Linked DNA regions of Homo sapiens: region 1 is linked to region 2. The links are chromatin loops, found by intact Hi-C in ENCODE. Cell type or tissue: endothelial cell of umbilical vein. All regions are shown on one strand.

Evidence for each region. Hi-C counts contacts between places; a loop is a spot of excess contacts. Peaks named below come from ENCODE experiments on the same cell type or tissue, not always from the same donor. Only the 100,000 strongest peaks of a DNase experiment are listed, where the experiment ranks them.
Region 1: a loop joins it to region 2, with 4 times the contacts of the local background. A loop is called at or near these places in 1 of 110 quality-filtered maps.

The regions. Positions count from the first base shown.
Region 1 is chr6:166,597,525-166,600,024 of GRCh38, reverse strand. All of the region lies in intron 1 of RPS6KA2 (ribosomal protein S6 kinase A2), which reads left to right. Among named protein-coding and RNA genes, the nearest start is that of RAMACL, 12 kb to the right of the region's middle. In endothelial cell of umbilical vein, no CTCF peak of the experiment used is centred here; DNase peaks (open chromatin) are centred at 624 and 1,334; H3K27ac peaks cover 2,500 bases.
Region 2 is chr6:166,514,211-166,516,710 of GRCh38, reverse strand. The region is part of intron 3 of RPS6KA2 (ribosomal protein S6 kinase A2); the gene reads left to right. Among named protein-coding and RNA genes, the nearest start is that of MIR1913, 6.0 kb to the right of the region's middle. In endothelial cell of umbilical vein, CTCF peaks have their summits at 1,481 and 2,375 (motif pointing left); a DNase peak (open chromatin) is centred at 1,400.

The sequences.
Region 1 (2,500 bases), 83 kb before region 2:
AAACAAACAAACAAACAAACAAACAAACTTACCACCCTCACCCATATACGGAGGAGGGGAGGCTGGGTGTCCCTTGGATCATGACGGAAGGAGCTACTCTAGGGAGGTGATCAGGCAGGGCTCAGGGAGATGGTGGCTTCTGCTCTAGGCCTTGAGAGTGACGCATGGAGGATGGAGATGGAGTGGGAAGGAGACCTGCCTTGGGAAGATGCACACAGAAGCCTGTGTCGTTTCTCCCAGCACTTAACACGATCCTCACATTACTGAGCGCATATTGGGCTAACACTCCTGCTAATCTGGCCCCTCCCCCTACAGCTTATTTGTTTTTTGTTTAATAAGAGTAAGATGTTGCATTTATGTCTCTTATTTTGTTCTTAAATTCATGCGTCTGTTGGTTGGTATTTTTAGAGATACATATCCCATCATCCTGCAAGTGACCTGCTGTCTTCCCCGTGTCATGAAGCTTCGTGCTTCCCCTGGCGCTAATGAGAAGGCTGAATGGAGCTAGCCAGGAGGGTGCCCTCAGAACTGCCTTCTTGGTTGACATGGATTGCTTAATTACTTCCCTTTGGTTGAGGCAGCTATTAATCTGCCAGTCATCATTTCTTCATTTTATTCGGTGTATATAATGAGAAAACCTTGTTAAATTCTTCCTGAAAACCAGAGACACTGTTTACCATTTTCCCCACACCTACCCATCTGGTAACCTCATCAGAGGAGAGAAGGAAATCAGCACATATTTCATATGACTCTCCTGATTATTGTTGATCACTGCTTCCTCCCTAAGACGTTGTCAAGCTAATTTCCAATCTCCCTGTCTGTAGTTAGCAGAATTTACCTTTCTAAAAACCTCTACCTGCTTTCAGTCCTTGATACCAATCCAGTGCTTCTTCAAACATCCTCAAGAGTGGTTGTTTACATATGGCACGCACCAGGTGACTCCTGCTCTGGATTCTTTAATTATTTCTTAGGATGAAATTTATCTGGAGAGATTTTGATCACCGAACCTGGGACAATAGTTACAGACCTGGACAAGCAGCAGTAACCCCTGAGACAGGCCGGGCTGGGCCCTGCCTGGGCATCGGACACCCCACTGTTTCAACCCCACCTGGAGGACCACTTGAGAGTGAGCCGTGTCTGATGGGGATGAGCTGAGTCCTGATCAGCTGTGGAATACAAGGATGGAGGCAGGAAAGAAGGGAGGTAGGAAAGAGCGGTGCTGTGTGCTTATACAAAGAAAAGCCTTGTTGTTTCCTGGACTGCCACAAAATCTACCAGAGTTGGGACATGATTTCTCTTCCTGACTCCATTATCTCAGAGAAAACAGGCTTCCTATTCCTGACGCAACGGGAAAGAATGTTGTATAAACAGAGGCGCTTAGAGCCAAAATGTTTAGAGCGTCTACCCACACCAACCACCCGTGACTCAGTGCATGATGGGCAGACTCCAGGCTGTTTCACCAAATGTCTTCAAGTTCAGAGGGTCATCTGATTCCAACTTCTCCATCCAGAATTGGTTTTGCAATGCCATTAGCTCCAAATGTGGCTTTTTATTCCTTTATTGTCCCTGCCTATCTACTTGGTAGAGAATCCAGTCTTAATTTTGCAAACCATTTAATTCATCCATAAGCCTCTCTAAACCATTCCTGTAAGAACATAAATGCCTATAAGAAAATAAAAGCGTGGTCTGTCTGCCCCCATTGCCTTTTGGAGGGATTCCTTCCACACCAAGTTAGGGAGGAGAACAAGGCATTATCCTGAACAGCAGGGAGGGAAAGCATCAAAGGAAATCAGAACGGTTCAACAAATGCCGTCCTGTGCTCCAATTTGGCCCCACAATGTCTTCTCTTCCTTTCTCCCCGCTCTCTCCTGAGAAGTGTTTTGTTTACTTTCTGCCTGAGAGGTGAAATAGTAAGGAAAATAATAGCAACAATTATGGTCATCAGGAGCATGTGAAATCAAACCATGCCTCTGTGCAATTTGCAGGTGTCTCTGGGACTGCTCCTGGACCCATTTAGATGGGAACAGAGTAGAACATTTTAATAGGGAAGAAAATACCATTTGCACAAAAGCTCTGTCTGTGGCATGACTGCAGTGGTTCTGACAGGAACTGGGTGATGAAAACCAACAATAGCACGGTGCCCGGCTGGGGCTGGCACACCAGAGAGCAGAGTCCTGCTCTCTAGAGCATCTCACCAGCCCGTGGACTCCGGAAATCTGTTTCTATTCTCTTCTCGATGATGCCGTCACCCATTGGATATTTCTTGTCTCTTGATGTTTAATAATATGAAATGGTCATTTTGAGGCTACTAGTTAAATCCATGAAAAATTCATGAAAATTTTGGCTTGCCTACAGTGTCTATTAGAGCTGCAATCTTGCATGTTATCAGCTCCATGATCATTGCATTCCAGAACGATTGTTTCCAAAATGGCTTACGTTTTCTTTATGTGTTAAATGTCTCCTCTATCTTTATTCCAATCCTCCTACCTTTTTTCCCAGA
Region 2 (2,500 bases):
CTGCTGAGATAAAGGGCACAGTGTAGGAAGCCTGGCCACATGCATCTCATGAGGATTTCTCCTTGTGGAAGCATTCTGAGTCTAGGGCGTGGCAGAGCCCACGGGTCCTCAATGGCAGCCCCGTTGGCTGTGTGATGTGTGACAGAGAAGTTTTCCTTGTTGAGTTTAACTTTGTTTGATGCCAGCAGGCAGCTCAGAGAGAGAGAGGCTTGTTGTTTAATCATCCTAGAAGGGGCAGTGTCCCCACCCCTCCCACTGTGTGCAGTCACTCCTGCCTCCCCCACCCCTGGCTTCCTGCAGAGCCTGCCTGCATTCGTGAGCCCTGTGTCTTCTGCCTAGGCCTTTGCTTTTACTTTGAGAGAAATCTTTCTGACTCCACTGTGTCCTTTCTTCCTTTGGGGTCTTTGTGCTGAGTGAATAGATTCCAGGTTTGCTTTCATCAACTCCCTGAAACTCTTTGGTGCTCACACTGGCTGTAGCTATTGGAGGCTGTAACGGGGGAGAGGTGGGCAATGGAGATGTGAACCCCCAAAATCTCAGACAGGTCTCAGTTAATTTAAAAAGTTTATGCCAAGGTTGAGGGCATGCACCTGTGACAGCCTCAGGAGGTCCTGACAGCATGTGCCCAAGGTGGTCAGGGGACCGTTTGGTTTTGTACATTCTAGGGAGACATAAGACATCAATCAACATATGTATGATGAACATTGGTTCAGTCCGGAAAGGTTGGACAACTCGAAGCAAAGGTGGGAAGACTTTCCAGTCTTCAGCGGGGAAGGGGCTTCCGGGTCATAGGTAGATGAGAGACAAATGGTCGCATTCTTCTGAGTTTCTGACTAGCCTCTCCAAAGGAGGCAATCAGATCTGCATTTATCTCAGTGAGCAGAGGGGTGACTTTGAATAGAATGGGAGGCAGATTTGCCCTCAGCAGCTCCCAGCTTGACTTTTCCCTTTAGCTTAGTGATGTGGGGGCCCCAGGATTTATTTTCCTTTCACAGAGACATTCTTTGTAACATTTTCCCTGTGAATCATTTTGCTTTTCCTCCCTACATTCATTCTCCTCTGCTGCAGAGCCAGGGTAGTAGATACAAGAGCTCCATTCGGCAATCTCCAGCTTGTGTTGAGAGCATCCTAATGACGTCACGCCGATGCTGATATGAGATTTTGCCCTTCAGAGTGTCCTCTCTGGTGCATAACTGCAGTCATGGTTAATAAAACAAGCTCTCTTCTTTTTATCTACATCAGGAACTATTTTTTCAAGAATGAATGGATAAAATGTTTTAATAAGAAAGTATATCAGAGCTTCTAAAAGTCACACCAAGGGGTTACAGAGATGCTGACTTCACTCACCCACCACATCACAGACCCAGCTGCGGGCCCCTCCCGGGGGATGAGCGATGTCCTCATCACATCGTCCCTGATGAATCGGCCATGAGTCATGCAACTCCACCAGCGGCCTCCTGCAGTCCCCACCTGGTGGACTGTCTTGAGCATCTGCTGCCACCAAACACTTCTTTCACATTTCCTGATTTCTCTGTCTGTCTCCTCCAGGTCTTCCCACTGTGGACCACATCATGGTGCATCCTCTCTCCCTCCTTCCCCAGAACAACAGTAACCCTACCGAGGTCCTCACCATGGTTCTACTCTCATCCTACATATCCTCCAGTGGTCCTTGGGCACCCTTGGCTGCTGCTGTGGGGTGGGCGTTCGCATCTGTATTTCCAGCAAAGCTCCAAACCAAGTCTTTTCCTGAGCCCTGCATGTCCCCAGCACTCAACAGGCCGAGAATGCAGGTGGCCTCTTCTCTCCCTGCCCACCACCTGACTTCTCTCCTGGCTAATTTCTCCACCAGTCGCCCAGGCAGAGGGCTAGGATGATGCAGCTCCCTTCTTTTTATTCTCAGCAGCTGAGAGGTCCTGAGGTCTCAGTTCTCCCTCCTCCAGGCCAGATCTGTCCCTCTGCAGGGCTGGATAGCAGTATCCTTTTGCCCCATTCTAGCCACGTTGTCCATTCCAGCCATGTTGCTATTGCATCCTCCACATGACCTCTTAAATCTAGAGGCCCTAAACATGTGCTGTGTGAAAGTCCTGTCCATGGTCTCTTGGCTCCCCAGGCCCCCATGTCCCTGCCCGCAGGCCTCATCAGTGTGGCACTGCAGCTCTGTGCGCCAGCCCACTGGCATCCCTGAGGGTACCCCAGCTGCCACCCTACAGGGCCATCCCTTGGCCTGTATCCTCCTGCCCAAGCACCTGGAGGCTCCCGGGTCCCCTGTAAGGCTTAGCCCCTCCTCTGTGAAAACCTCCCAGGCTGTTTCCAGTTCCCCCAGCATGCACAGGTCCCCCAGCACACAAGAGGTGGGACTGGTCACCCTCTGGTGGCCCCTTGCTGCCATCACCACAGGGCATCTCCCCACTGGGCTCTCACTTCCTGGAGGGCAGAGCCTGCCTCTTCACATTCCAAACACCTGGCACAAAGAAGACTGAGAAGTAGTGATGGGAAAGGA